3 separate regions of the Mus musculus genome follow, and all the other regions are linked to region 3. A link is a loop called in an ENCODE intact Hi-C map of the cell type or tissue named here. Cell type or tissue: left cerebral cortex. All regions are shown on one strand. Each heading gives the region's core, and the rest is flanking DNA. Links, peaks and the distances in the headings are about the cores only.

Region 1 (7,541 bases), core at 1,380-6,379, 620 kb before region 3:
CATAGGTTTCCAACTCAGGTTTCAGAGAGTTCTTCATAGTCTTCTGCACTAACAGTGCTGGGCAGAGGGTCACGGCATAGCACCAGGGTATATGGCAGGGACTGTTACTACACAGCAAACAGGAAGCAGAGAGAGAGGAGGCATAGGAAATGGGGCAGCTTTCAGAGGCACACTTCTAGGGATCAAGTTCTTCCCAGACTTCCTGCAGTGTTCCTAGATGGTGTCACAGACCTGTGTTCCCAGCACTCAGGAGGCTTAAGCAGGAGCATTGTGAGTTTGAGGCCAGCCTACTCTTCAAAGTGAGTCCAGGACGACTATACAGGGATACACAGAAACCTTGTCTCAAAAGCCCATTATGTATATGTATATGTATATAAAATAATATATGATGCAATATTATAGATTTGTCTATTTGTTGTTTAAATTTATAATAAAACATAATGTAATATATGTTACATGGACACACACATAAACATATATATGTGAATAATGCATTTCTTTTTTTTTTTTCTTTCCCCTCTCACACCTATGGTGCCACCAATACATTACTTAGAATTCATCATTCTTCTAAATGCTCCAGAGAAACAAGAAAATGAATATGTCGCTGAAAAGAAAGTGGGGGGTAAAAGTCACTTTTGGGCACAGCATCCACCAGTAGTGACGTTAGACTTCTTTAAGCTCACGGGACCTGGGGCCTGAAGGCCCAGGCCTACAATCCCAGCTAATCTGGAGGTTGAGGCAGGGGGATCACAAGTTCAAGGCTCTCAAAATAAGAACTCCAGTGAGGGCTGGGGGGGAGGGGCTTAGTGACAAAGCAGCGCTAGACTAACCCCAGCATTTCCATTAAATAAATAAATAAATAAATAAATAAATAAATAAATAAATAAATGCACATGCTAGCTCAGAGATGACCAGAGCAGAAGGACCTAGGGCAGTGATCAGCTCACAGCAGGGCCAACTCCATCCTGTATTCCTTGAAGCAAGTGTCTTTGTTGTAGGTCATTCAGAGAGTTCAAGAAAGCAGGTAAAAACTCCACTGGCCAAGGACACCTTTATTTCCAGCACTGGGGAGGCAGAGGCAAGCTGATCTTTGTATGTTCCAGGCCATCCATCCTGTGTTGTTGGTTGGCCTGATGCTGTTTGTATTCTGATGTTAATTCTGCTTCTTCAGCTGCCCACTTTGACTCACCCCCATTCTCCCCGACCCCCCGACCCCCCAACCCCCGCAGAGCAGTCCATCACATGCTTGGATGATCTCATGTGAGCCTTCTCCCCATTTTAATTGGTCAGTAAAGGTTAGAGCCTGTAATTGGGCAGTGGAGGGGAAAGGTGGGGCTGAAGGTTTGAAAATGGGGGCAGGTAGAGACCCAGAAGAGGATAAGAGGGAAGGGGAGAGGACAAAAGAAGAGGAGAAGGCAGCCATGATGGACCAGAAGAAACTACAAGTAGCAAGGGGTCTCATAGCTGGGGAATAAGTTAATATAATGTTAGATCTGCCCAATGCAAGCATACAGTTTATAATTATAATAACTGGATTGTGTGGTTTTTATATGGGCTTATTTGGGTTGGAAATTCCAGCAACAAATTGGCACCCAAGGTGGGGTTTAGGATTGAACTAACCTGAGATAAAAGTCTACCCCCTACCTTTACCTAAGTGGGAGTCTATATAGTGAATTTCAGTCCAATCAGGGCTACATAATGAGACCCTGTCTCAAAAACCAAACCAAACAACCCCTACTGGGTCTTTTTGAGGGCAGCTCTGATTTAAAAAGCTCCATTCCTCACCAGAGACTTCCACAACAGTTTCCTAGATGTAGTCTCCAGGGCCTCTGCAAGGGATGGACCCACGAAAAAAGTTCCACATTCATAAAACACAACCTAAAGTACCGATGGCAAATGCGGCTCAGGAGTGGGGAGCTTGTCGAGCTTGTGCAAGGCTCTGGGTTCAAGTCCCAGCCCCACAAATACACAAGCAAACAACCTCCCACACAACCGATGAACATAAGCTGATAGCTGTGACACCATCTAGCTGTCAGTCAATGGCAGTTGACCATTTTTACTCAAAGCCATCCTTCTTAGCAGCTCAGTTGACGCTTTCAGAGACGTACATAAGCTTACAATTAAATGTTTAGGTAGGGCATTTTGCTGGTCAACTCCTGGAACTTTGGTTAATGGCTTCAATAGAAAAAGATTTTGTGACCAGTGTTTGTGTACCCAGTGGGATATGGGCCCCATATCCTATGCAATTGGCCATCAGTGCTTTTAATTGTTAGAGAAGTAGTCTACCGCTTTTATTGTGCCTATTTGTTTATTCATTGGCTTTGTTTTGTTGAGAAAGGTTCTCTCAATATAGCCTTGGCTAGCTTAGAAGTGGCTATGTAGACCAGGCTGGCCTCAAACTTCCAGAGGTCCACCTGCCTCTTCCTCCCAAGTGCTGGGACACATCTGGCCTTACTGTGATAATTTTAGAAATTATATATCAAGCCGGGCCGTGGTGGCTCACGCCTTTAATCTCAGCTCTTGGGAGGCAGAGGCAGGCAGATTTCTGAGTTTGAGGACAGCCAGTCTGGTCTACAGAATAAGTTTCAGGACAGCCAGGGCTACACAGAGAAACCGTCTAAAAAAGAAAGAAATAAAGAAATAAATAAAAAAAGAAAGAAAGGAAGAAAGGAAGAAAGAAAGAAATTATGTATCATATAGTATTATATGATAATTTCCCCCCAATCCAGCTAACTACAGCGAAAATTACTCAACTTCCTTATAAAAGCACGCGTTGCTAAATACTATATGTAAATGAAGGGTTTCAGTAATCCTTAAAAATTATTTTATTTATCATCTAACTATCTATTATCTATCTATCTATTTATCTACCTATCATCTATTATTTAAGTGCATTGGTGTTTTGACTGCATGTATGATTATATTAGGGTGTTGGATCCTCTGGAACTGGGGTTACAGTCAGTTGTGAGTTGCCATGTGGGTGTTGGGAATTGAACCTGGACTCTCTGGAAGAGCAGCCGGTGCTCTTAACCACAGAACCATCTCTCCAGCCCCAGAGTTTTTATTACTCTTAAGGAACAACTCAAGACCTTTAAAATAACCACTCACGAGCTGGAAATGGTGGTACATACTTGTAATTCTATCCTCTGGATGCTGAGGAAGGAAGGTTGAAGTTCAAGGCCAGTCTGAGTTACAGTGAATTCTGGTCTGGCCTGGAGTACATAAGAGACCAAGCTAAAAAAACTAACCCATTTATTTAGTCTGTCGCTTTAAGCAATGCTCACATTCCTGTTGATTTCCACTAGATGGCAGCAGAGGACAGCTGTTTGCCTGCGGTGTAGGGTTGAATTAGAGCGGTCATTATTTATTGTGTGTCTCGGAGGTCAGAGGACATCCTCAGAGAGCTTTCTCTCTCCGTCAGGTGGATCATAAGGCTCTAACTCAGGCTTTCAAGTTAGGCACTGAGCTATTTCACCGGTTCTAGCCCGTAGTTTTCTTTTGTATGTATGTATGTATGTTTGTTTGTTTGTTTGTTTGTTTTGAGGCAAGGTCTCTCCAGGTAGCCCTGGCTGTCCTGAAACACACTATATAGATCAGGCCCTCCTGAGCCTCTGAGAGCTTCAATTAAAGGCATGCTCACCATGCCCGTCTCTTCTATTTTCTGAGGCTCAGGCCGGTCTGGAGCTCTTGCTCCTCCTGCTTCAGCTTCCTGAAGATTGGGATTCCAGGAGTGCAACTACCACATCCAGTTTCTTTAGCGTTTCTACAGGGGCAGCTTTCTTTAACCCTTCATCTGTGATTCCAGATTCAGTAGTGCTGGAGTAGCGGTGCCTGTTTGCATTTGCGCTCTGCGCCCGGCGCTCTTAACGATTCCACAGGAATACGGGAAGATGAGAGTCTGGACACAGTTGGAGTCCATCTGGAAGTCACACTTGCTCTTTCAGCTAGAGTCCTATCACAGGCATGGGGTCTCTGAGTTTATTCAATAGCCTTCTTTGCACCCACCTAGTACCCATTTCAGGTGCACATGAATCTATCCCGGAAGCCCACCTGCCGCTGCGGTTCTATTTAGATCCCTTAGGTGGACTCTGAGCGGTTTCTGTTCAGCATGGATTTGTTTTGATTCCAATCTGATTTATCTCCTCATGCAATACAGACTTTTCCATATCATAAGAAAGGTAGGTAGATTCTTTCAAGCTTTTCTTTAAAAAATTACACACACACACACACACACACACACACACACATATTTTAAAGAAGTGTCTCACTATGTAGCTCAGGCCAGCTTTGAACTCATGTTCCTCCTGTCTCTAGTTCTTTTACTTTCTTTTGAGACAGCATCTCATTACATAAACCAGACTGCCCTCAAACTCACAAAGATCAGCCTGCCTCTGCCTTCTGAATACTGAATACTGGGACTGAAGGTGTGTGCCACCATACCTAGCCTGACCCTAGCCCTTGAATCCTGGTATTCCAGATGTGAGCCACCTTGCCCAACTCAGTCCTCTGGCCAAATTGAATCGAGGGTTCTGGAAGAGCTAAGGGTGTTGCTTACCGCTCGGCAGTGCCCAAGGCAAAGTCTTCTAGGATCCAACCAAACAAGAATCCCAGTCTCACTGGTGTCTTCAGAAGGAGCTGGGACAGGATCCACACAGACAGCAAGAATGTTGATAGATAGTCCTAGCAGTGGGAAGCCTTGCAGAAGCTTAGAGATGGCTCAGATTATGGAGACAAGATCTGTGAGGGGCAGGTGTGAGAGGCGCCATGTTGCCCCCCCTGGCTAACAGTTTCTTTGATAACAATTCAGCATGCAGGCCTGGCTTCTAGATCCATCCCCAAGGGAGAACTGGCAGTTAGAAAAGGAGCCCAAAGCTATGGCAATTCCTTGCCTAGATAAAAGTTAACAACTAGGGGGTCATTTTCATTAGAAACAATGTTGTTTAGCAGCATAGTTGACACACACCTTCTTATCTGTTTCCAGGGAAGGATGGTTAGAAAATGAAAGGACAGGTCCCCAGGAAGAAGAGGAAAAATACCGATACTTCATCCTGAAACCTAGACATGGAAAGAGACAATAGGCAGGTGCCTGAGTTAAGAAGTTTGCAAAATGAGTGGTTATGCTTGTTTGCTTGGTTTGGGTTTCTTGAAACAAATTTTCTGTATTGTACATCAGGCTGACCTTAAGCTCCTGGCACTGCCTGGCCTTGAGAGCTTTGAGATTAACAAGCAGGGGCTACTATGTTTGACTCACGTTTTTTGTTTTTGTGAGACAGTCTCTTATGGAATCCAGGCTAGCCTTAAACTACACTCTGTAGACTCCGGATTCTCTTACCTCTAACTTCTAAATTCCCCCTCCCTTCCCCCCTCCCCTCTTCCTCCCCTTCCCCCCTCCTCCTCAGGTGCTTCTTCAGGGCGTGGTGGCACATACCTTTAAGCCAAGCATTCCAGAGGCAGGGTAGGCAGATCTGTGACAGTGGTTTCCAGGCCATGTATGTACCCTGTCTCAGAAAAAAAAAAAAAAAAAAAATTTTCCCACTTTGTCAGCCAGATTGGCCTTGAATTTTCAGCAATCCTCCTGCCTCAACTTCCAGAGCCCTAGGATTACAGATGTGAGCCATGATGCCTCCCTGTAAACTAAAGGACAGTGAGTAGAAAGAGACCCACAGTTACATAAGGGATCCATACTATGGTGGGGGAGAGGGGAGAATTGCAAGTAGGCTGAAAGGAACATGTGGGCACGGCGGAGATATCCATTCTCTTGACTATGGGGATAGTTTTACGGCTGCATACTCATACATGTAAAAAACTTCATGCTTTAAGTATGTGCAAACTATTATTTTCTCTTTCTTTTCTCCTTCCTCCCTCCCTCCCTCCCACCTTCCTTCCTTCCTTCCTTCCTTCCTTCCTTCCTTCCTTCCTTCCTTCCTTCCTTCCTGGGCAGGGTCTCAAATGCAAACTGGCCTTGAACTCACTATGTAGTAAGAATCGCCTTAAACTTGTGGTCTTTCTGCCTCGACCTCCTGAACACAGAAAGTGCAAGCTATTAAATATCCATCTCTCCATAAAGCTGTTTAAGACTAAAACAGGGATAAAGGAACACTGAGGCCATATACATGATGGAAATGACCCAAGTTTCACTACTTAGTAAAAACACATAGTTCTGCTGGGTGCAATGTACAAGGAAGGATGGCGGCTGGCAGCAGGCAGTCAATCGGCTTCAGGCACATTCTGGATTTGTGATCTTAAGGAGCTCCTTTAACGTCCCATTTTCACCGTCTCAATCTCAGAGGGGACTGAATAACATAATAACCATCATAGAGGACTGGTGAGATGGCTCAGCGGGTAAGAGCGCGGACTGCTCTTCCAAAGGTCCTGAGTTCAAATCCCAACAACCACATGGTGGCTCACAATCATCCGTAACGAAATCTGATGCCGCTTTCTGGAGTGTCTGAAGACAGCTACAGTGTACAGTGTATAAACAAACAAACAAACAAATAAATAAAACCATCGTAGAGTCAGCAGGGAGTGGAGGGACACTGTTCAACTTCTGGCTAGGATCCCACAGACGTAGGTGGAGGGAGGGTAGGAGAGGGCCGCATGGATGGCCGGGAGGCCCAGAGGGCCAGAACACAAGTGAAATCCAAGACCTGTGAAGCCCAAGGCTGCGGGGGCGGGGGCGGGGGCTGCGGCCGTGGCGGCAACAGGTCATCCACGTAGCCACCAAAGGTCCCAGTAGCACAACATCCAGGACACCGAGTGCGTTCACACGGGAGATGCGTGAGGGTGGACCTGGAATCAAGGTTTTTTGGGCGTTGCTGGGCAATGAGCCTTCCCAGTTTACACTGTACCTCTTGCTGTAGGTTTATGTGTCGTGGAGGGTTCAAAGCTACAGTTCCCTGGCTGATCCAGGCTGAGCGATTGCTGGGCCCCAGCTCTAGCTTTATGCAGGAAGGGAGGCAGGGCTTCTCTGGTACAGTTTGGGATGATTCTTTCCTGGTTCTCCGCTCACTTAGGACTGAGCCTCCAGACGCATCACCTAGGAACTTCACCTAGGATGATGCCCTTCCTTTGTGGAGGTGTGGGCTACAGGCCGAGTTGCAAGAATAGATGGAGTGGTTTATTTCTAGGTGGATTTTCTGTGTAGAATGATTATTTCTTCTGTCATAATCCACTGAACTATATCTCCAGGTCCAAGCCCTAGTTGCCTGGCCTTGAACTGACTTTGTAGCCCACACCGGCTTCTCTCCAGATTCCAATGAGAGATGTGCTGAGATAGATTTCAGTCATGCCAGCCGCTCACATCATGGGATACTGAGAGAGGAGGTCTAGCGGCAAGCTCCAACTTCACAGGACCGGGACCCTTTGGGAGATGAGCCTTTTGGCATGCCTGTGGGAGAATTACCTTGATTTACATTAATTGGGTTTGGCCATGTTAGTGTGGATGGGCCCGTTCCCCGGCCGGGGATCCTGGACTGTATACAATGTATAAAATAGAGAGTATGAGCTGAGCAGTGACCCGTCGTTCCGTTCATTCCTCTCTG
Region 2 (7,541 bases), core at 1,380-6,379, 150 kb after region 3:
GAGGAGGAGGAGGAGGAGGAGGAGGAGGAGGAGGAGGACTCCAGCAGGGACCAAGGTGTCTTTAAGGCAGCAGCAAGCTGAGGGTTGAGTTGCTCAGCTTCAGGCTGCCTCCGTGGCTCTCCCAACCCTCACAGTGACCGTAGCATCCACCTCGGTTCTCAGTCCAGTTCACTTCTCTAGACTGCAGGAGGAATTTCTGCTCCTCAACCCCAGACAGCTGCAGAAGGCAAACCTGGAGAATACACCCTGCTCTGACAGGCCCAGTCACGGCTGGACACTGTAGCTGCCCCTCAGTCCTCCCGCCAGTCCAGAGGGGGCAGAAGAGACAGGTAGGAAGAGCCTCCCTCCCCAGATAAATTCACCTGGAGGGTCTTTCTCCACCTACCTACAAGAGCCTAGGAAGAGAGAATGTGAATGTATATGAGTGAATGTGTGCATGTGTTCTTTGTGTGTGTATGTGAGTGTGTGTGTGTGTTATTTATGCATGTGTGTGTGTTAGTGTGCATCAATGCATGTGTGTGCATATATATTTGTATGCTCACATATGTATTTGTGTGCGCATATGCATACGGGTGCATTTACTTGTACTGGCATGTGTTTGGGTCCTTTCCAAGTTTGGAATGGCCCCCTTCGAGGCTCTGACTAGAAGAAACACTGTAGTTGTTCCTTGCAATGGCTTGGCCCCAACTTAGGAACTTACCAGTCCCTGTAGTCCTGGCCTTGGCCAGCGCTTCTAGAGCTAAGGGCTACTGACCAGTGTTTGCCAGCTGGCAACATGGTCAGAGGGCAGCTCTGTCCCTTGGGAAGACATGTGGTAGCCCCTGGCTCAAAGCAGACCCAGGCTGGAGGTCACCAACACTAAGGCAAAAGCACACGTGAGTCCTCTTGGGTCTGCAGCTTCAATATAACCAGTGCCTGGCTAGGATTTCCTCCTGGCAGTGACACCTACCGGGCATGTCAGGTACTGCGGACTGAACTCCCTTTACGGGAACACGGTCCCACCCTTCAGTGTACAAGAGTTGAAGTTTGTCTGGTGGTGCTCCCAGAAGCCTCTGGGGTTCCTTCAGGTCCTTTTGGAGCCCCCCACCCCCACCCAAACACACACTAGAGGCGTACGGCTCCTTAACCTCTCTCCTTTAAAGCGGGGCATTGGTTTAATGCTTTTCAAAGACATTTCTCTAAAAGTGTCTTAAAATCTCTTGGCTAGCTTTAGCTGTGCACGTCTCCATAAAACCTCTCCGTCTGAATGATGAGATGGAGTTTAATGCGTTTACAAGTCTGCTGTCCCTTAAAATGTTTATGAAGTCACTTAAAGGATGTCACATATGCCCAATGCAGGGGAGAGCTGATATAAATATCTCGTGGAGATCAAAAGAGCCTAGGAGAGTCCAGATCACCCCTAAGCTGAATGATTTCCACGGCCCAAACTTGGGAATCTCCCAGTAGCAGTGTTGCCTAGCAAGGGGTGGGGATGGGGTCCTAATAGCAAGATATCCCAACTGCCAACTAGCTCCTCTCCTAGATGGGACAGCACCTTGAAGATCTGGTGCTCCTTGAGTGAGGCATCTCCTTTTCTTTATCATGAAGTTTTCTGACTCCTGCATGTCCCCAGAGTCATAGGTAGTGGAGCTAAGGGATACTGACCAGTGCCTGCCAAGTTGCGGTGTGTGCCTGAAATCACTAAATACAACTTGCTGAAGGTAAACCACAAGTAACGGGGCCATAAAGCGAGGCAGCTTTGCAGTGGTCTGTGGCTTTGCAGCTCGGGCCTCAGGCTGTCTCCAAATTCTAGCCCAGACAGGCCATAAGAAGTTTGCCCATGAAATTTTCTACAGGGAATGGGTGAAAGCTAAGCTAAGGCCCAAACCTTTGTCCTGCCATGGCCAGATGAGCTCAGGAAGGAGAGAGTCAGCCTTGTACAAAATACCCTACTCAATTCATTCATTCATTCGTTAGCTCGTTCCCTCATTCATTCATCTGTTACTATGCACTAACACTGAACTAGATTGTACGAGCTAGGCTCTGCCTCAGTGAAGAAAGCAGGGTGTTCAGCTCATGGGATGGTGTGGGCAATGGGAGAGATGAGCAATACAAATAGGTAAGAATCAGGCCTGGTGGCACAAGCCTGTAATCCCATCTACTTGAGAGGCTGAAACGGGAGGGTCACGAGCTTTAGGATAGTGTAGACTATAGAGTGAGTTCAAGGCCACCCTCGACAGTCTGGTGAGACCTTGTGTCACGAAACAAAAAGTACAAAAGGGGTTGGGTTGTGGCTCACCGGTAGAGTGCTTTCTCAGGATCCAATAGCAAAGAGCTGTAATGTAGCCTGGTACAATGTAGCCTGGTGGTAGAGCACTTGCCTAGCACGGATGTAGGTCTCCAGTTCAATACTTCAGTGCTAAAAGAATAAAATAAAATATAATTAAGCAAAATATCTAGAGTTTCCAATGCCAATCAAAGGGAGATGCAAGACAGGCTGAGGAGAAAGAGCTGAGATGGGGGTGCGCTGTTCAAAGGAAAGGTCGGAGCAAGTCTCATTCTTAAGAGAGGGAGAGGATGGGCTCTGGGAATTTATGAGAGAAGACCAAGAGAACAGCAAGGATAGAGATCCTGAGACAGGATGGAGCGACTTAAGGAGTGGTGTGGCTGGTGCCAAGTGGGTGAAGGGGTGACAGTGAGGTTTCTGGGTCACTGATATAGTTGAGTCTCTGGGCTTATTAAATTGCACGCAGCAGAGGTTTGAGAGCTGAGACAGGCCACCCCTGTCCTGCCTAGGGGAGACCCCGCCATATAACCGAGGTATCTGTCTAGGGTTTCAGTCACTTCTCAGCCTGCAGAGGTATTAGGGCTGGGTCCCGTGTGACCCTCGGGCCGTGGCATCCTCGCTTTGCAGTCTCTCCCAGTTCTAGGCACGACCGGCACACCAGCCAGAATGTTCCAGCTTTTTTGTAGAGGGGCTGCCTCCCGAGGGGGACCTAGTGAGAAGAAAGCAATGTGGCTCAAAGCTCTGTCTTCCTAGCCACCGAACGCAGCTACCAAGTCCCGCTGGAGCCTGGGTGGGGTCTGGGAATCTGATTGTCAATGTAGACCTGTGTGGGGACAAGGGTGGGGTGTAAGTACATAATCTTCCCCCTTCATTGAGGTCGGCAGGTGGGGGTGCACAGGATGGGGTGCTCATCCAGAGGTGCTGCAGAAGCCCTTCTGCCCCACGTCTGAGGCAGGACCCCAGGAGCCTCAGCCAGGGTTTGTGTGGGCAGGAGCAGGGTAGCTTCTATATTGTGTCCTTGTGGATAAGACGCCAACAGCCCATCTTAACAGTGTCCTAGACACTGGGACAGACTCAGAAGTGCCCTCTACCTGTGAGAGTGGGAATGACTGAGGGATAAGTGGCTCTCGATATTTGGCGGAAGGGGGTGGGGGGGCGGGCGGAACTTTTGTACTCCCGTGGGCTCCTGGTGACACCTAGTGGCTAGTATTTTCAGAATCGTCTACCGCCGTTTCCCAAACTTGCTTTTCGCTCCTGCCCAAGGTCTCCACCCACAGACTTGTTCTCACGGCCCCCCTCCTCCCGCACTCGGTCTCTGGGGCATCTGCTTCCACGTGCTCACTCTCACACCCGCTCATGGTTCATCCCCATCCCCCCCCCCCCACACACACACACACTCACTGACAGCTCATGGGGCCCACAGCAGGGTGTCCACAGGCCCTCTGGGCAGAAGGTCTTTCCCGGCACCCAACCGAGCTAGCAGACCCCCTCCACTCCCAGTCAGGTGTGCCTGCCCAGGGGCACTCTTTGTAACTCTCTAGTGCATCTAGAGAGGTTGGCCTAGAAAGGACCCATGGCTATCTTGGACTCTGGTCCCATATCCTCCCAACCGGGGCTCTCCTGCTGGTAAAACCAAACCCACAGTAGGGACAAGACAAGGCCAAGAAGATACTCAAGGCCAGGTAGGGAAGAGGCTGCCAGCTGACCAGAAGCTTAGAAGGACTCAGCCCCAGAGCAGGCTGCAGAGCTGACAGCCCCTTTCCTAACTCAGATCAGGCTCAGAAGCCACAGGTCCACATTAGCCAAGACTCAGCCTCCTTCTGAGCCCCAGCCAGGTTGTCTGCGTCACTGAGAGGAGCGGAGGAACTGGGGGAAAGGCCCGGGTAGGCAACAGTGCCCAGAGCCCTGCCAACTGAAGTATGGGGCATGCATGGCCAAGTTGCATGGGGCCATGCCAGGGGCCCAAAGCTTCAAGTCCAGCTGACCTAAAGGGTCTCATGTAGACATGACACCCAAAGAAGAAGGTGCCTGTCACGTGGTCCCTCTCTCAGATGGAAGCATCAAAGCCGGAGCCTGCAGCCGCATGCTGCAGCCGAGGTGAGGGAGTGGGTCCTGCATCTCAGCTTGTGAGGGGAAATTCTACTTCCTGTACCTTCCATGGACCCAGGCAACCCTCAGCACTGCACAGCCAGGCCTGCCAATGTGGAGGGCAGTCACAGCCTTTTCTTACCCCTCCACATATTTGGATTAAGGCTGCTGTTTCCTGTTGGGTATTTTCAGATAGAGAGATCCCACAACCATAATCTACCTGAAGAACTACGGGGGAGGCCTGGATAGGCAAAGGCGCTCAGAACCCCACCAGCTGAGGCACCTGGTAGGCTTCCCCCCAAATCTTGTAGAGGAGACCGAAGCTTTGGGCAGGGATGCAAGATTCCAAGTGGCTCCTTGAAAGGATCCCTGAGACCTACCCTTGTCTGCTGCCACCCCACTGCCTCTCCAGGTCTGCACCCAGCTCTGGGGAAGTTGAGAGCATGAGAAACCCCCAAGAAAGAAGATAGAATCGAAACGAGTCATGGTCTCAACTTTGCTACTAACACTTACAATCCCTTTCAGAAGCCAGACTGAGCCAGGACCAGGCTGCGGAGAGGAGAGGGAGGCCCTAGCTGGGGCATGGAGGAGAAGTGTGTGATGGGAGATGCTAAGGAGCAGGGGGAAGCCAGAGCTGGGGAAAGGGCAGCTCAGGAGGGCTCCCCAGGGAAGGGCATCAGTCCAAAAGGGTCTTAGTGTGGACATGCCACCCAAAGCCAAAGGTGGCTGGAAGTGTGGGGTGTGGTTTAGGAAGGGGACACAAATGGAACAGAAGGAGTCCCTGCTTGGATGAGGGGTGGTGGTGGTATAATGGTGGCTTTGCTGCCCCCCTTAATCCGCAAATTAGGAAAACAAATGAATCCAGGGACTCTAAACCACGGGGTGCTTCTCCCACTGAGTGCCTTGGAAACCTGACAAAGAGCATGCTGATTGTAGTCTTGGACTCTGCTTTTTTTCTTTCCCATTGTATAGAAAAGTACCCAAGGCTGGAGGGCTGGCGAAGTGTCCTACTACATCATAGTGTGGCAGAAGGCCACATATGGAGTCAGAGAGACCACATTCTTATAACCAAGCCATTCCAGCCATAGCCTGTTCATCACCAAGTGTAGTATTGATACACATCTGAAATCCCAGCACTCTGGAGGCCCCAGTAAGCAGATCAGGTGTTTAAGGCTAGCCTGGGGGTAAAGAGAATCCCTTCTACTGTATAAAAAGAATTACTTGTCAATAAAAGAGTCATTGGCCATTAACGTAGGCAAGAAATAGGAGGTGGGAGTTCTGGCAGGGAGAGAGGATTCTGGGATAGTCAGGTGCAGGAAGAGACTTGCCTCATTGATGGAACTGATCGCATGAACCTGAGGAGAGGTAACTGGACACAAGGCCGGACTTCATAGAGTAAGCGGAATAACTGAGTTACGAGCTGGCGAGAACAAGCCAAAGCTTTTCGCCTGGACATTTATTCATAAATAATTCAGCCTCAGAGTCGTTATTTCAGGAACTTGGGATACACTTGGGATACACAGTAAGACCCTGCATAAAAAACTAATAAAGAAAACCAGGGCTTGGGAGATGGCCTAGTTGGCAAAATGCTTGCCACACGAGTGTGAGGACCTGAGTTTGCAACCCCAGAGATCATGACAAGTGGTCGCAGCAACACGCACCCAACCCCTGTGCTCTTCCTTTGAGACTGGGGCAGAGGCGAGAACCTCAGCAGGCCAGCTATTGGCAAACAAGAGACCCTGTTTCAAACAAGGAGGAAGGAGAGGACAATGCCCGAGGTTGTCCCCAATCTCCACATGCTTGGACTATCTCGTGCATGTGACCGTGCGCACACACACACAGTCACATTTTCCTTTTTTTAAGAGAGAGAGAGGGAGGGAGGGAGGGAGGGAGAGAGAGAGAGAAAGAGAGAGAGGGAGTGGTGCGTCTGATGGTGCTTGTGGGGACAGTGTTCCGCAGAGATAATATTGGTCCTGAGGGCTTTGCTTGCTTGTTTTCCTTTGCAGCACTGGGCGCGGAACTCAGGGCCTTGTGCACATTTGGCAAGCATCAAGTGTGGCACCAATGAGCCACACCACCCTCTTCTTGGGTTCTTGCCTGTGAAACTATGGGCAGTAGATAGAGGTGTTCCCTGCCTACATAAGGAAGGGGGGGGGGCTAAATATGAAAGCAACCATGATTGACCACTGCCCACCAGGCCATTGGTTTGAACATAGCTGGGCCCAAGCAACTGAGATCTGAAAGGGTCTGAAGTAGAGCTAGACTGGAGTGAACCCTGAGCAAAAGGCAGAGAGCCCCGGAAGGCCATGCAGAGGTAGGTGGAGGACAAGAGCATGCTTTGGGTGTCCTTACTGAGAGCAGGGTCAGGCCCAGGGTGTCTTGGGCTGCAAGGACTGGGCATTGCTCCCTAATGGATCAAGTGCTTCTGGGGTGGTGGGAACATTGTAGGGCCCGGATGCCCTCTGACCCATGTGGAGGCTTCTCCCTGAGACTAAGTGCCACCCTGCCAAGAAGCCACTAGGCTCCACACCCAGCCACAGGCAGGCCTGCCCAACAAACCTGCAGGGCCATGGTGAGTGTCTGGACTCAGGGAGGATAAGGCGAAGGACCCCAGGGCCGAGTGACAGTGCCTTCCAGGGACTATGGGTTTACTGTCTGGTGTTCCAACTCACCACTCAGCAGCCATTTGACCTTGGCCTCCTTATCTCCCCTCCCCATCTCTTCCTTTTCCCCTCTGAAATGAGAAGATAAGAGGTCCAATGTCCCATCCCTCACAGAACACCCTGATAGGGCTAAGCCTTGCCCTCCTTCCTGGCAGGATTCAGGCTTGGCCAGTTGGCCTGGGCCCCACCTTTCACATTCCTCCTGGGTGAAATGGCTTTAGACCGGTGTCATCGTGGGGGAAGCTTTAGGCAGATGTTGCTCCCAGGCACACTTGGCCATGGAGCCGCAAGCTCGCTGTGACTCTCAGAGAGCGGCCAGACTCGGACTTTTTCCCAGCAGAGATCTCAAACCAGTCCTCTGGGGTGCCTTTGCTCAGAGCGGAGAGACCAGGGTGGGGTTTACTTGTCAGACCTGAGATCTGACAGCACCCAGAACACCCAGAACCCACCTGGGACTTGGAGGTGTTCACAATGGGCTTCTGCTTTCACACACGTCATCCTGGAGAAGACAGATTCTCCTCTCT
Region 3 (7,541 bases), core at 1,399-6,398:
TGGCTGTGGGCCTGCTCCAGCCTCCAGGGCCTGCTGGGTACCAGTGAGCTCTTAACTACCCTCTGTGGCTCTTTACAGCGGTGAGAACGCGGCCGTGCTGCACTATGGCCATGCTGGAGCCCCCAATGACCGGACGATCAAGGATGGAGATATTTGGTAAGTGAGGCTGAGCTGCCGTCACCCCACTGTGCACGTGAATAGCCAGGACAAAGGTAGATGCTCCACATTTGGGTCAGCCAGAGGCCAAGAGGGTTAGTTACAGCAAAGCCTTGGGCCCAGACTTCTCTGCTATAGCTGTCAGCCTGAATGCCAACTTCTCCAGGCCTAAGACCTGCACCCTATAAACAAACATGAGGCAGAGTGTCAACAAGATTTGCAGTAGTTTCCTGTGGAGTTGTGAAGGGGGTGGAGGGGCTCTTTTTTACTGTCCCCTGGCTTCTTCCAAGCTATGCTTTCCAACCAGTAAGTTCCCCACCCTAAAACCTGTTATCCTTGACCACCACGCTCCTCACCACATGCAGCCATTGCTTCGGCTCTGCCATACTCTCACTTCCGCACAAGGCCACACAGGGCAGATGTGGGCAGAGCATACTGGACTGCCATCCTTGGGTTTGGAGGGATCCCTACTCACTGATAGAGCTGTTCCTAATGGTCACTCCATAATCCCCACCAGACAGTGACTAGAACTGGGTCCAGCCATGCCGGGCTGCTAAGCCACGCCGGGCTGCTAAGGCCCTTGAAGTCTGGAGCTTGCTCACAAGCCATACAACCTCTTGCCTTAGCCATCAGATGTGCTGTGAACATCAGCTGACCAGAAGGGCTCCTGTCCTGCCTGGTTCTTAAACGTCTGTTTATGTTTTGTTTTATTTTATTGATAGAAGGTCTAGCTAGAGCTGGCTAAGAAAGTAGCAATCCTCCTGCCTCTACCTCCAGGTCCTGGGATTACAGGCATAAACCACCCTGCCTAGCTGGTTCTTAGATGTAGTTTGGGCTCCTTAGCAGTGGCACAGCCTACTCTTGGGTTGGCTGGGGATGCTGAACCATCAGTTTCCTTCTCAGCCACTTGCTACACTCATCTCCCAGCCTTGGCTTCCTGTGATAGCTGTTCACTGCGTGGCTTTGGCCCTGCTGCAGGTCATGGGAGCCCATGTCTACCTAGGGGGAGAGCACAGTGCACGGACAGACAGCTAATAAGCTGCAGAGATAGAATCCATGCTTTGAGTAGTGACTACCAAATAGGAGAGAGATAAGTACTCAATCCCAGGGTCCATGCTGGCACATGACTGGCCAGTCTGCCCACAAGCAAGATATTCTCGTTCAAGCCCAGTTTCCTGTAAGGAAAACTTCGTCTCTCTTTGCCTTAGTTGACGTATCTATGAGTGGAGATAACATACAAACGTCAGGACTTCCCATGATAGTGGCAGAAAGGGTATATGAGAAGCAGACTGATAAAGACCTCTTCCTGGGTCCCAAGCCAATAAGCCAAATGGGAGCCAGGAAGAGAGACCTGAAGAACCCTAGACACCAGCTTTGAGGACTGCCAGTCGTTGCCACCCCATCCTCTCCATGACTACAACAGGACCTCAGTGTATGTCTCCCTGGCTTGCCTAGCAGCACAAGTCCACAAAAGCAGATGTCTGCACGGAGCCTAGGAGTAGGCCTGTGTTTAGGCCTGAGAGCTGTGTGAGCTGCCTCCAGGTGGCAGGCTCAACTGGGTGCTGGCTGGGGCTGGGGTGGCTGAGACACAGCAGGGTGCTGGGCGCATGTGTGGTCATAGGGATTGGGGACAGGGTTGGCTGCCTCAGATTTGACTCAGCATTGACAAGGCCACCCGGTCTTTTCAGGCTCTGTGATTGCCCCAAGCTTCCCCTCTCTGACCTCCTCCACCTCACCCAGGCCTCATGGCACCCCCTGGTGCCTGGGGCCTTAAGCACGTTTGGCAAATACTCTAGTGTTGAGCCATACCTACTGCCAGCCCTCTTCTCACTTGTTATTTTGGGACAGTCTTAATAAGTCTTCTAGGCAGGACTTGAAGTTTCAATCCTCCTGCCTCTGTCTCTAAGGAGCTGACATTTTGGCCTGTACCACAAATTCTCACTGCTTTTCCAAGAGTTTTTCTGATGCTCTCTGGCTCTGGCCTGTGTGGCTAGGACCAGAGGACAAGATGCTAGAACCCAGTCCTGGGCAGAGGCTGAGGTCCCTGCCTCCCCCCCCCCCCCACCCCGGGAGCTCTAGTTGGAGCCCACCTTGGCCATGAATTTGACTCTTCCTGAGTTCAGCACACCCCAGAGGAAGCAGCTACTCCACTTTCTACTTTATGTGTCCAAAAGGGGATTCTTGCCCTGTAAGAAGGCCAGCCCTATCTGCATTTCTGGGAATTCCTCTGGGAATCCCAGAGATGGGCAGGGGCCAGCCAGGGCCTACATACTGTGGGCCTCTACATGGCCCAGCTGCTGTGACCTCAGCCCTCAAGGGCAGCATGTGGCACCTGCGCCTCCTGATACAGCTGTGGACAGGAGTGATCTGAGGAAACCCAGGGACGTTCATGCCAAACTCAAATTGGTGATTTTGTTTTTCTAGTGCTAACTTTGAAATGTAGCCAGTGGAATCATTATGAGTTTATTATAGTCAATTTATTATGCAGCATTTAGAACATGTTTTGTTGATTACTGCTACTGCCAGATTGCTGGCGGCATTTATAATCCATTGTTTTATTGAAATTGATCTGCCAAGCACCTAGCGCGTTTGGTAAATAATAAATCACACTGTTATCCTAACATAAAGCCACGATACTTCATCATAAGGTAGGGGACCAGAATATATGTATAAACTGGAGGCTGTCCCAAAGTTGAGTGCCCCCTGGGACAGAGCATGTGTTCTAGGCACCAAGCACAGGGATGGACTCTGGGTTCTACCTAGCTTTTGACAGGCAAGCTATGTTAACAGTAGTGGAGCTCTTTGGGAAGTCAGAACTGGTTCAGAGCTGTGAGGGGGAGGTGCTAAGTGGCAGCCCCTTCAATCTCTTTCAGTCCAGGAGTGAGTGCACCCACGCTTCTCAGGATATACCCACAGAAGTGCACCAGGAGCCAAGAGGCTCCTCCCTCCCACCTCAGGTTCTCTATCTGTCTGGGGGGGGGGGGGGCTCCTAGATCACCTGGCTCCAAGGGCTCAGAGTCATGAAAGCTGAGGCAGAACTGCAAAGCCAAGAAGGCTGGACGTCTTCCTGCTCTCCGTGTCTCTGAAGTACATTTTCCAGCCCTGGGCCAGGGCACAACACAAATCAGGCCTACCTTATTTGGACAATTTTTTTTTTTTAACAGTTTAACTAGAGTCTCACACTGTAGCCCAGGCTGGCCTTAATTTATACCAGGACCCCCTCTGCCCCGCCATGGCCTCCCAAGTGCTCGGATTACAGGCATGCACCACTGTGCTCATGTAAACCTTAGGTGGAACTAAGAGTCAGATAAGGCCACTTAGCTGTGGGCCACAGTCATCACGCGTGAGGTCTAGCTGTTGCTCAGGCTGGTCTGTGCTGCAGATCAAGTTTGTCAGCCAAGAGCTTCAGGCCATCCCACATCCCAGCCAGTAGCTCCCAGGTCTCTTCCTGTTTCTCTGGGCCAGATCCCATGCCCAGCTGCTATGTAGATCTAGGGAAGGCATGGGAATGTGTGTGGCTTCAGAGTCTGAGCCTCTCGTCAGCTCAGTCAGAGCCAGGGGTCCTGTACATGGCCTGTGGCTGCTGTTAAACCTCTCAGAGTTTTCCTGTTGGCTCCCAGAGCACCTTCCAGCTGTGTCCCTGGAGTTCCCCCTGAACCCACTGGTCAGGTCACCCCCTGCATGAAGCATCGACTGCATTTTGTTTTCTTTTTCAAGGCAAGCAGGCAGGGCTTTGATGACCCAGCTTGCCAAGTGTGGCAGTCTTGTTGGTTGGTGCTTCCAGCTTGTTCATATAATGATGGTGTTGACAAGATCACAGGAGGCCCTTCCTGAGTGGGAGGCCACAGAAGATGCTCCACATTGCATCTAGCTCCAGGCAAGTGGGTGTGAACACATCTGGCTTAGAGAAGCAGGGAAGGAGCCATGGCCCACTGGCTCTGGGTAAGGAGTCGTCCCCAGATCCCCTCTGAGCCCTCCCACAGCCACCTCAGACTGTAGGCATTTAAGCCCACAGACAAAGGCCTCACCTTGGCCAGCAGGAAAAATACCAACTGTGCCTAAACCCACCAGGAAGCAGGGCATCCCAGGTTGAGTCACTCCTGTGCAAGGCTCTCCCACCTGCTTCTCCTGACTCCTATGCAAGCTCACCCCAAACAGCAGACGATATCTCCTCAGTGGGGGCTCTGATTTGAGAAGCAGGTGGGGCATGTCTCCTCAGCAGCTTGCCACCCTATAAGAGGTGCTATGCCCTGTCTCCAAACCCATTAGAGTACATGTGCTCCAGGCCTGGCTGAGGTGTACAGGGCGTTCCAGCACTGGCCAGAAGAGGGCAGTGTAGCTTCAGGACACAGCCAGGTTTTCTGGGTTGTGCTTTGTTGTGCTAACCTGGGGTGTGTGGGGTGGGCCTGCAGTCCACCTAGGAACAGGCCTATCCTAGCTCTGCACTGAGCAGTTTGCCAGTGCCTCCTCCCTACCCATCCCTGCTGTGGCCTCCGGCCTCCTCAGTCTCCCTGTTGTGGTAACGGCCATGTCTAGAGGTCATCAAAACCCAGAGAAATGAGGGTAGTTTCATCCCAGGATAGTCAGTACTTAAGGGCCCCCAGAACTGTACCGCTGTCACTCCATCTGGGTCACAGCTGGAGCCAGGGTGTCGTCCTGGCTGACTTGCTATTGCCATCACAGGTGAGCCAATTCTCAGCCCTGGGCTGCAGATACCAAGGGCTTTAGCAAGACCCTGCATCTCTTGAGCCCTGCATTGGATAAAATGATTGTGCCTGTTCTAGTTGTGGGTTAGACTGCCAATTGTGGTCCTGGGCAGAGTGAATCTGTGCCCGGGTTCTTCCCCTGCTGCAGAGGGCTGGGAGCAAAGGGGTGGTGGTGGTGGTGGTGGTGGTGGTGGTGGTGGTGGTGGTGGTGGTGGTGGTGGTGGTGGTGGTGGTGGTGGTGGTGGTGGTGGTGGTGGTGGTGGTAGAGGAGGAGAATCCAAGGTTCATCTTCTCTGTGCCTAGTATTCCAGTAGACTTTAGAGAATGTCATCCAGGGCTAGCTGCCTGCTGCCAGCCTTAACTCCTATCCCCTTCCCAGCCTTGTTATTTCCAAAGGGATGCTTGGTGACCACTAGGGGGCCCCTCCCAAAGCTTTTCCTAGGGGGAAAATAAGCCAGCCTTTGGGTGAGAGAGTTCTGCAAACACAAGGCCCTGTCTGTCTGGATGAGTTGGCCAAGGCCTTTAGTATCCCATCCCAGAAAACCGTTAGCCTTCAAACTAGAGCTCATATTGTAGATATGCCTCCTTACCATAAGCAGAAGCCCTTCCCACCTGCTTTCTGTCCCTTCTGTTTAGTTTGTCACTGTTTTGTGGCCTCACCCACTCCATTGACGTCACAACCCATGGTTAAAAAGTGCTAGTCTAGACAGTGCTCACAGACATCACAAGACACTGGTCACCCAAAAAGTGAAATGAAGCATGTGCTGTCTGCGTGATAATGACTGCTAGCCTCCTCCTTCCCCTCCCCCACCCACTACAGCTACTGCCCTGGTGCCCAACCCTAGGCCCACAGGGCTGAGGCAGGCAGCAGCTGAGTGCCTGCCTTTGATCCAGGCCACAGTATGGTGCTCTCCGTGGGTCTTGGCCTGGCACCAGTGCTCTGCATCTCTGTGACAGCTCTTAGAGGGCAGTGCTAGTTCTCTGCAAACATAGGGGGACCCCAGCATTGGACTGTTCTCATCAGAGTCTACACTGGGGGTTTGGGGATAGGGACATGCTGCTGGCATGGGGGATCATCCCTGCCTACCTGGTCTCTGAGGAGCACCTGGCGCAGGGGCTCTATAGGAAGAGGTTCCCCCCATGGGTCTATCTGTAACCAAGGGGAGCATTTGAGGGATGGCTCTGCTGCTGCTGCCATTGCTGCCACCCACCACCACCAGCAGCCATCCCTGAGGGCTGGCATGCACAGAGGCCTGGAGGGGAGCTTGAGGTGGGCAGCCGACCTGTGAACCAGAAAGACCTGTGCCCACTGTGGCCAGCCTGGGGCACATACACTGCTGCAGAGACAAAGTGACTGGCTGCCTTCCTTTCTATCTCCTGCTGAGGACTGGGTAGATGAGTATTTTCTGCTGTTTAGAACCCCACCTCTCTCCCTCCAGCCTGGGATGCAGACTGAGAAGTCTGCACAAAGCAAGCATGCTTAACACACGTGCATGTAAGATGTCAGTCTTGGGTGAGAAGCAGCTGAGTGCGTGCTGCATACTAAGATTAAAATGAAGCTACAAGCCGAGTACAAAGTGGCCCTTGTATAAACATTGCCGAGTTTCCCTTGGAGCCCTGCTGCCTGTGAGCTGGCTGGTCCCTGCACAGGGCCTAAGGGAGTTAAGCAGGACCTGGATAGGGTCTGGGTGGGCCAGTGGTGGCAGGTAGCCCAGGCCTGGAGCTGCCCCATGAAGAGCCAGCATAAGACAGAACGTTCATCCCGGCCAGAACCATAGCCATAGGAACACATGTGGGGAAGAGACGCCAGCACATTGCTTGAAGACATGTCATCTCCCAGATGTCTCAGATTATCACACAGACCCACTCGGCTAGTGATGGAGGTGTCCCTGGTGGGTGTCCCTACACAGTCAGGAAGGGGAGATCTTGCATTCTCGATTGAGCCAAGAGTGACCGAATTCTCTATCATAGTACTGCATGGAAAGGGTAGGCGCAACAGACAGAACACTGGAGGGAGGTGATTTATAAAAGTGATGGCTTTCTTCCCTGGATTCCAAATGGCTTGAATTGGAATCACTTATGCATGGAAAAGCACTGAGGGGGGATTTAAAAACAATAAACAACAACAGGAAAAAAAAGGCAGAAAATATGGGGAACTGAGAACACAAAAATAGACTCAAGCCCGTGCCCGAGCGTCGCCGGGCAGGACGGAGCTGGCTGGCTGGGTGTGCACTTCCTTCTCCCGAAAGCCCGGCCGGCGGCTGAAAACATCAGGCGCCCGTCGCCATCTTACCTCTGTTCTAGGGACGGTTTAGAGAGCTCAGTTAAGTCTGCCGTGCCCCAGAGAATCTTGTCTGTCACATTCTAGATGACTCTAGCATTTCGTGTCATCTTGTGAGCTTCCTGGTTTTTAAAAATAGCTCATTTCTGTTTTCCCTTTAGACCAGCACCAGTAGACTCTTCTTCCCAGGGGCAATTGCAGGTCACCCTTTATGTGGCACCTCCCAGGAATGAGTGTCCCCACGTGCCTGTCCTGTCTTGTCTGTCCAGGCAGTTTATTTTCAGATGCTCTGAATCCATCAAACCATGAAGCATTGTCTTCCAAAAAGCCCACATACAAGTGTTGTTTCCTCCAGCAACACAAGACTGGGACCCCATGCATCTCACTGCAGCCTGCTC

The links. A loop is a pair of places that touch in the nucleus more often than their neighbours do. Peaks named below come from ENCODE experiments on the same cell type or tissue, not always from the same donor. Only the 100,000 strongest peaks of a DNase experiment are listed, where the experiment ranks them.
Region 1: it touches region 3 in a loop (2.3-fold over the local background); 2 of 42 quality-filtered maps call a loop at or near these places.
Region 2: a loop joins it to region 3, with 11 times the contacts of the local background. A loop is called at or near these places in 37 of 42 quality-filtered maps.

The regions. Positions count from the first base shown.
Region 1 is chr7:34,404,395-34,411,935 of GRCm38, forward strand. No RefSeq gene overlaps it. Among named protein-coding and RNA genes, the nearest start is that of Lsm14a, 18 kb to the left of the region's middle. In left cerebral cortex, for the core only: a CTCF peak has its summit at 3,304 (motif pointing right); a DNase peak (open chromatin) is centred at 3,311.
Region 2 is chr7:35,168,644-35,176,184 of GRCm38, forward strand. It overlaps Gm38988 (a long non-coding RNA gene), which reads right to left. Exons shown (of 4, transcript XR_003946743.1): 3 at 2,279-2,398. Among named protein-coding and RNA genes, the nearest start is that of Gm38988, 13 kb to the right of the region's middle. In left cerebral cortex, for the core only: a CTCF peak has its summit at 3,482 (motif pointing left); a DNase peak (open chromatin) is centred at 3,375.
Region 3 is chr7:35,021,615-35,029,155 of GRCm38, forward strand. It overlaps Pepd (peptidase D), which reads left to right. Exons shown (of 15, transcript NM_008820.2): 11 at 79-156. All of the region lies in intron 1 of Gm35484 (a long non-coding RNA gene), which reads right to left. Among named protein-coding and RNA genes, the nearest start is that of Gm35484, 3.8 kb to the right of the region's middle. In left cerebral cortex, for the core only: CTCF peaks have their summits at 1,705 (motif pointing right), 4,479 (motif pointing right) and 5,278 (motif pointing right); DNase peaks (open chromatin) are centred at 3,004, 3,367, 4,026, 4,477 and 1 more place; H3K27ac peaks cover 2,275 bases.